Linked DNA regions of Homo sapiens: region 1 is linked to region 2. Evidence: chromatin contacts called from ENCODE Hi-C or POLR2A ChIA-PET data. All regions are on one chromosome and are shown on one strand. Each heading gives the region's core, a stretch centred on a gene start or an enhancer-like site at or near the end of the contact. The rest is flanking DNA. Distances are from core to core; before and after follow the strand shown.

Region 1 (4,274 bases), core at 715-3,214, 1.1 Mb after region 2:
GCATGAGCCACTGTGCCTGGCCAGTTGCCCGCTTTTTATGAGAATCTAATGCCTGATGATCTGAAGCGTTTCATCCCAAAACCATTCCCCCAACCCTATCCCATCCGTGGAAAAACTGTCTTCCACAAAACCAGTCCCTGGTGCCATAAGGGTTGGGGACCACTGCCATAGGCCCTATGGGCCTTTGTTTTGTGAGGGAGTCTCAACAAACAGAGTTATTTTTTAGGTGAAATGTAAACTAAGCAGTGTTCAGATTGCCTCAAAGCAAATCAGAACTGTGTGTAAAGGGATCAATATCAGGTCCGGATGGTGAAGTGGGCCCAGGGTTTGTCTTCTCAGATGCAATAAAGTTTACATAGATGTAGAATATTGTGTCCTTATCTGAAGCTCCAAACCTGGATTGTAAATAGGGACTGCTTTTCTGTGTCAAAGTGACTTAGCTCCTCCAAGCAAAAGTGAGATGTTTCATTCTTACTTGATGTGATTTCAAACAGCAAAGTTTGTGATCATCTCTGACTTTAGACAACCAAAGTTTCCTACTAAGAAAGCAGTAGACACTCAAAGGATGGGAATTCTGCCACTTTACATCTGCAGTATGTCCAAGAGAAATATTTTTTCCTGGCTGGGTGCAGTGGCTCACGCCTGTAATCCAAGCACTTTGGGAGGCCGAGGCAGGAGGACTGCTTGTGCCCAGGAGTTTGAGACTAGACTGGACAACATAGGGTGATCCCATCTCTCTCTTTAAAAACAAAATTTTTTTTTTTGAGACGGAGTCTCACTCTTGTTGCCCACGCTGGATTGCAGTGGCCTCATCTTGGCTCACTGCAACCTCTGCCTTCTGGATTCATGCGATTCTCCTGCCTCAGCCCACGGAGTAGCTGGAATTACACGCATGAGCCACCACGCCCATCTAATTTTTGTATTTTTAGTAGACACGGGGTTTCACCATGTTGGCCAGGCTGGTCTCGAACTCCTGACCTCAGGTGATCTGCCCGCCTCGGCCTCCCAAAGTGCTGGGATTACAGGCGTGAGCCACCAAGCCTGGCAAAAAAAAAAAAAAAAAAAAAAAAAAAAAAAAATTTAAATTATCCAGGCATGGTGGCGCGTGCCTCTGGTCCCAGCTACTTGGTAGGGTGAGGTGGGAGGATCACTTGAGCCCGGGAGGTCGAGGTTGCAGTGAGCTGTGATCGTTCCACTGCATTCCAGCCTGGGCGACAAAGCGATCTTGTCTCAAAAAAAAAAAAAAAAAAAAGCAAAGAAATGTTTTTTCCTAGTAATTCTTCCACCAACTGGCTTATGTCAGCCAGATAAATAAGGAGACAGATCTTTTACAGTCGAAGCTAATTCTGACTTTCCCAAGTATGACGAAAGAGGTAAGGATGACATTTTTTAAACCTAAGCAACAAGAAGAATGAAGCACGCTACTAAGATAAGACAGACTGGAAGGTTTTGGGGAGACACGATCGCAAGCTCAGTTTCGGATGCTCTGAGTTTCAGATGGCTCAAATGCGTGGGGAGGGCAAGTGGGCATCTGCAGGCTCTCTAACAGCCTGCACCGACTTCACTTCTTACATCCCTTTCACTCTTCGGCTCGCTTCGCTCGCTATCTGTAGTCAATCGTCTACTCCTGTTTCCCACGCCTGCACCTTTGTATGTGCAATGGACACTGCCAGGAAGGCCATCTCCTCATGGTTTAACCCCACTTCCTAACACCCTCAAGCAAGACCAGAAGCCCCGCACAGCAGCACTAATGCTCGGGCCCCACCCCTCTCAGGGTCCCGCCTCCCTCAAGCCCCGCCCCGCGCTGCGCTCACTTGTAGAAGCTCACAGGGCGGTTGTCTGCACCCAGGCGGCCCGCAGTGTTGGAGCAGTTCGGCGCCCTGCAGTACTTGGGCATGGCTATCCAGCCCCCGCTGAGTTTTGCCGGGTCAGCGGCTGCACTTTGGTTCTCGCGGAGCGCCGCCTAACCCCGCCCCACCCGCGCTCGCCGCCTGCCTCACGTGACGTCCGTGGAGTCTCGTCACGTACCGGGGAGAGAGCTGAGAGCGCCTGCCTACTAGGCGCCCCTCCACAGTGCCACAGTCCCGCCCTCGTCACGTGACGAATGGGCCATAGCGAGTACTGTGCACCTGCGCAAAGCCGGCCCTTCGTCACCCCGACTTTCATCACGTGTTGGGGGGAAGGGCGGCGTCACGGCGTTTCTGAGCCTGCGCCAACCAAATCAACTGGCTAGTCAATCTCTTACGGCTCCACCCTACGCCTACATCCGGGCAACCGTTGGGGCGCACATAGTTCCTCTAGGTGGCGGCAAAAACCGAGGTGAGGCGGCCGTGGCCTTAGCCTCGTAAAAATTAAAACCTGTATGTTTCAGCGAATAATGAAAACGCAGTCTGGATGAAAGACCCCATGACGCTTAATCAGGCATCCAGTACACTGGCTGTGGCCCCGCCCCGCCAGGCACTCGCTCCGCCTCTTCGCCCCCATTGGTTCTAAGCGCCGCCCGGCATCCCTGCGATTGGCTAGGCCGGGCCCGTCGCGTCCAATAGGCGGTGGCGCCGGCTTTCCCGCGGCTGTTCGCTGTTCCAGTGGGTCGTGGCGGTGGCGGCAGCGGCGGTTAGGGGATGTAACGGTCGCCCGCCTCCGGCGTGACGATGGCGGCCGTAGGGTCCGGAGGCTATGCGCGGAACGATGCAGGGGAGAAGCTGCCCTCTGTCATGGCGGGAGTTCCGGCGCGGAGGGGCCAGTCCTCCCCGCCCCCCGCCCCACCAATCTGCCTACGGCGGCGGACGCGACTCTCGACGGCCTCCGAGGAGACGGTGCAGAACCGGGTGAGAAGCTGCTCGCCATGTCTACCCCAGTTCCAGGCTTCCTAGGTTTCCCCTAGTCCCGTCCTGAGAACTGTGGCCCCGACATCAGCCCCCGGCCAGTCCCCTCAGGTTGTTCCCTGCCATGCCTCGTCCCCTAACCCCCGCCCCTTTAGCCACGGCCCCTCCCACTTTCTCCTCGCTGCTTTCCCGGCTCCACCCTCAGCGTTGGAGCAATTCGGGGGTTCCTCGCTGGTTCCCACCCGTGGAAATGCATTTTGCTTCTGTAAATCACAGCCTAGTCCTGCTATATTTTAACCCCCGTTCTATCGCCTTTAGACGTCACGATCATAGCTCACTGCAGCCTCACTGCCCTGGCCCCCGCTGAGTCATTAAGGTCCCTTCGAGGGTTCGGTCCAGAGTGTTACCTGCCCCAACTCTTCCTCGCTTCTACCCCGCCTTCTCTCACCTTCTGCGATCTCTATCCTTTTTCCTCACCAAGGTGGGATTCTTAATCCATATTGTCACTCAAAACTATGAGAAAGACGTGAGAAGTTATTTATAAAATCTCTGCAGTGCTGCCTGGGGAGGAGGGCGTACAGAACAGTTCCCTAAATCCTGAGACAGAAAAATGGAAAGAAATGATTTCACAGTAGGTAGAAGGAATTCCATTAGCACAGCGGCAATTAAAAAAATTGTTTTCCAGCTGTGTAGGCACAAAATCTGTTTTTATAAAATGGAGATGATAAGAACCATACTACTGGTAGGGCGCGGTAGCTCACGTCTGTAATCCCAGCACTTTGGGAGGCCAAGGTGGGCTGTTCACCTGAGATCAGTTCAAGACCAGCCTGGCCAACATGGTGAAACCCGTCTCTACAAAAAGTAGAAAAATTAGCCCGGCATGCTAGCGCGCGCCTGTAATCCCAGCTACTCAGGAGGCTGAGGCGGGAGAAATCGCTTGAACCTGGGAGGCGGAGGTTGCAGTGAGCTGAGGTCATGCCACTGCACTCCAGCCTGGGCGACAGAGTGAGACTCTGTCTCAAAATAAATAAATAAATAAATTATACTATTGCATTGGAGGGAAATGAAATTTTAATTGTGATCTTCTTGGCACGGAGTCCAGATAAAGGGAGGATACCTGGTAGCTGCTGGTGGAGCTTGTTCCTGCCCCATGACTTTCTCCTGCACTGTGATTATACCGCCCACTCCTGGCTACAGGGCTCTGGCTGTACCTCCCATGTGCTCTCTGTCACCAAGGTTCAGTCACACTGGCCTGCTTTTGGTTTTCCTGAGGCTCCATATTCTTTTCTGCCTCCTGGCCTTTGTGATTGGTGAGTCCTCAGCCTGGGCTTTTTGCTGCAATCTGCCTGTCTGGCTCCTTCCCATCCTTCAAGTCTCAGCCTGAATGTCGCTATCTTGAAAGGCCTTCTCGAACCCCATTCTAAAGCAAACAGCCACCTTCATCTGTCA
Region 2 (3,741 bases), core at 855-3,354:
GACCTGAAGCAAAATGGCAAAATGTCCACATCTATTCTATATAGGTACAGGGGACATAGAGGACTGTTATATTTTCTTCCTTTTTTTTTTTTTTTTTTTTTTTGAGATGGAGTCTTGCTCTGTTGTCCAGGCTGGAGCGCAGTGGTGCGATCCTGGCTCACTGCAACTTCCACCTCCCGGGTTCAAGCAATTCTCCTGCCTCAGCTTCCTGGGTAGCTGGGATTACAGGTGCAAGCCACTACACCTGGCTAATTTTTTTGTATTTTTGATAGAGATGGGGTTTCACTCTGTTGGCCAGGCTGGTCTCGAACTCCTGATAGGTGATCCACCCTCCTTGGCCTCCCAAAGTGCTGGGATTACAGGCGTGACCCAACGCGCCTGACCTGAAATAAATATTATTTAATTAAAAAACTAAAAGCATTACACTAGAAGAAACAGACCAAAGAGAAATCTAAAGAGATCAGTTGGACAGAGGAAGGTGGTGGGAGGAGGGCCTCTCTTCCATTGGCCGGTGGGAGGCAGCAAATGTCAGATGGTGGATGGGGGTTTTAGAGGTGGGGGTTAGCATGAGAGGTAGGGCACGGCGATAGGGGGGGTGCTGTCCATGCAGAGGGAATAACCAGTGCAAAGGTCTTGGGGTAGGAGGCAGGAAGGTGCCTGGTGAGTTAGAAGAACAGCGGGTAGGCTGGATGGGGGGTGTGAGCCAGGGGGAGATGAGGAGCTGAAGTCAGAGAGCTGACAGGGGCCTTGGGTGCCAAGGTGAGGACTTTGCTTTTACCTGGAGTGAGGTACAGCTGGGGCAGGGCTCTGAGCCAGGAGGGTAGTTAACTGACTCAGGTGGTCCCAGGCTCTCTCTGGCTGCAGGTGAGAACAGACAGTAGGGGCAGGGATGGGAGCAGGGAGATCAGGCAGGAGAGGATGGAGGCTGGGCCAGGGCGTGGGCAGCGGAGGAAGAAGAGTTTAGAATGGAGCGATTGATTTTATACGTGGAGCCCACAGTTTGTGACGGATTGGATGTGGTGTGAAGGAAAAGAGAGGGTCAGAAAAGACTCTGAAGTTCTGGGCCTGCCATTCATCAAAATGGAGAAGTCAGGTGGGCTTCTTTTGCAGGAGGAGGGGAAGGGTTGATGGAGAGGGTTGGGAAGGGAGTTTTTTCAAAAGAGGCGGGGACAGCGTACCCTGGAGAGCGCTGGGGAGCCACAGCCCCGGAGCTGTGAGGTGGGACTCGCATTTCTGTGTGGTTGGGCCAGGAGTCCAGGACACCACCTGACTCTGACCTCTTGCAGACGGGGCGGGGGAGGGGGGACGCAGGTTATGGCGTCAGAGCAGGATCGAATCCAACTCTGCCGCCTACCTACCAGGTGACCCCAACAAGTCACTTCCCATCTTAGAGGCCGGGCTTCTCCTTCCGTAAAAGGACTGATTTTGCCCGTTCCTGCGCTGTCCCCGGGAAAAGCCCTTACCACCGAGTTAGTGGGACTCCCAGCACTGGGGTGATGAGCGCAAGGTCTCAGCACAGATAAGAGCCAGGGAGGCTGGATTCTGACTTGGTACTTGGCCTGGCTGACCAAAACTGGGAAGTCCCTAGAAACGGAGGCACCGGACCTCCTGGGACCAGGAACCCGGGCTCAGAGACTGGGAGAGGGAAGGAGGAGGCGGCCAACCGGCCCCACCCCTTCCCGCCAGCTTCAGGCCCCCTCCCCCATACATACACCTCGGTTTCCCAGCATCTCCAGTCCTCCCCCACCTTCGCCCCGGCTCTCAGGTTCCTCCCTGGGAGGTCCAGGAGCTTCTGGCCAGGGGCATAGTAGTTGCTAGGGACCCTTTTCTAGGTACTAGGGGAGGGGGCTCCCCAACCTGCGGGCAGGCAGCTGCCTCCACGATGTTTGGTTTTAATAAAGTCTCTTTGTTTCCTTCTCTGTCTCTCTGCCCCTCTGCTTTCCCTTCTCTGTCCAGTCCCTCTCTCCCCGGCTTCTCCCTCCTTCTAGGCCTCTGCGGCCCCTCCCCGCCTTCCCTCCCGGGCTGGGGGCGGCGCCGTGACGCGGCGGGGCGGGGGAAGGAAGGGGGTGTCGCTGACGCCGCGGCGGCCTCCGGCGGCTCCGGCCTTTTGTGCGGGCGGTTGGGTCGGGTGGGGGCGGCGGCCGCGGAAGGCCAGGCCGGTGCCCTGCGGGGACGCCCAGCGCAGCCCAGCCCCGCGCAGCCCAGCCCTGCCCTGCCCTGCCCTGCCCTGCGCCCGGGGCGCGCCCACCGCGCCGCATCCATGTTCGAGTAAGGACCGGGCGACTAGAGCTCAGGGACCGGGCGCGCGGGGGAGGCCACCGGAGGGAGGGGGCGCCGCGGGCTTGGGGAGGGGGCGGAGCGGCCGCTGCAGAGGTCGGGGGCCTCTGCACATGGCTCTGGCCGGGGCGATCGGGGTGGGGGCGGGGCAGGGGGCCCCCGGGCGAGGGGTGCAGCTGGGGAGTGGGGCGCGGACGCAGGGCAGGGCCCGGGGTCTGGGTCGCCACTGCCGGCCCGCGACGCACTGGGTTGCGGGGTTTGGCTGGGGGCCCGCGGGTTCATCTGGCGGGGAGGGCCCTCAGGCCTGGCAACCCCCTGCCTGGTAAGCCAGGGGTGAGCGCGAGGCCGAACTGGGGCTCCGGCCTGGGATGGAGACAGGATCGGGACCAGCCCAGGCCCACAGGCCGCGGAGCCCTGGGCGCGCCGGGAGTAGGCAGCCCCCTCCTGCCTGGGCCCCCTCCCACCGTCCTTGGCTGTTGCGGGTCTCGGGGCTGCCGGGGGTGGGGGCTTCCTGCGTCTCTCCAGGACCGCGTGCTTGAGGTCATGGAGGGCGGGGGGTCCTGTGTGCTCGGAATTGACTTCTTACTCCCCTTCCGGTCCAGGTGGGCGCATGTGCTTCCGACTGTGAATTGTCTTGCAAGTGTGTGTACGTGTGTCTGGGGCTGCTAGCCTGCAGCAGCTTTGGGCCTCTGATAGAGTTCCTGCGTGTAACTTAACCACTAATTCTGACCGCGGCTCTGTGTGTCACTGTAAGTTACCTGTGTGTGTCTGGGGCTCCAAATCTGTGGCTGTGAGCAGCTGGTTGTGTGCGTGTTGTGTCTCATTCCATCTGTAGCTCCCTGTGCAAATATAAATTACCCCTGTGTGTCTGAGTGTGACGTTGGAGTGTTTGTACATGTGTCTGGAGTTACCGTGTGTAGCAGCTCTGATCCTTCTTGGGCTGTGTGTGTTTTACCATTAATTCTATCTGTAGCTCCAAGCGTTGCTGTAAGTTACCAGTGTGCGTCCCATTGTGACTTAGTGGTGTGTGTACAAGTGTGCCTGGGGCTCTGGGTTCTACCATGACCCTCTGTGCCTGCATATGCCTGTAATTTAGCTCTGAAACGCTCTTCTTTTTTTTTTTTTCTTTTGAAATAGAGTCTGGCTCTGTCGCCCAGGCTAGAGTGCAGTGGCACGATCTCGGCCCACTGCAACCTCCTCCTGCTGGGTTCAAGCAATTCTCCTGCCTCAGCCTCCTGAGTAGCTGGGATTACAGGCGTGTGCCACCACGCCTGGCTAAGTTTTGTATTTTTAGTAGAGATGGGGTTTCACCATGTTGGCCAGGCTGATCTCGAACTCCTGACCTCAGGTGATCCACCCACCTCGGCCTCCCAAAGTGCTGGGATTACAGGCTTAAGCCATCGCGCCTGGCTTGAAACTCTCATTTAGCTCTGTGTGCCAATGTAAGTTACATTTGTGACATTG

Evidence for each region. A loop is a pair of places that touch in the nucleus more often than their neighbours do. ChIA-PET counts read pairs that join two places held with the same protein, here RNA polymerase II (POLR2A). Pooled maps may share reads with other maps.
Region 1: a loop to region 2 is called in a pooled map, with 15 times the contacts of the local background. The contact joins the promoter of THAP8 here to the promoter of GRAMD1A in region 2. A Hi-C loop is called at or near these places in 2 of 37 single-sample maps with no recorded cell type and 7 of 50 pooled maps. POLR2A ChIA-PET finds 5 or more read pairs at or near these places in 1 of 52 experiments (PC-3).

Annotation. Positions count from the first base shown.
Region 1 is chr19:36,052,321-36,056,594 of GRCh38, forward strand. It overlaps THAP8 (THAP domain containing 8), which reads right to left and starts at 1,965. Exons shown (of 4, transcript NM_152658.3): 1 at 1,815-1,965. The coding sequence starts at 1,897. WDR62 (WD repeat domain 62) reads left to right here and starts at 2,577. Exons shown (of 32, transcript NM_001083961.2): 1 at 2,577-2,828. The coding sequence starts at 2,652.
Region 2 is chr19:34,998,219-35,001,959 of GRCh38, forward strand. GRAMD1A (GRAM domain containing 1A) reads left to right here and starts at 2,105. Exons shown (of 20, transcript NM_020895.5): 1 at 2,105-2,268. The coding sequence starts at 2,261. RefSeq lists an enhancer at 1-165 and silencers at 1,940-2,319, 2,590-2,719.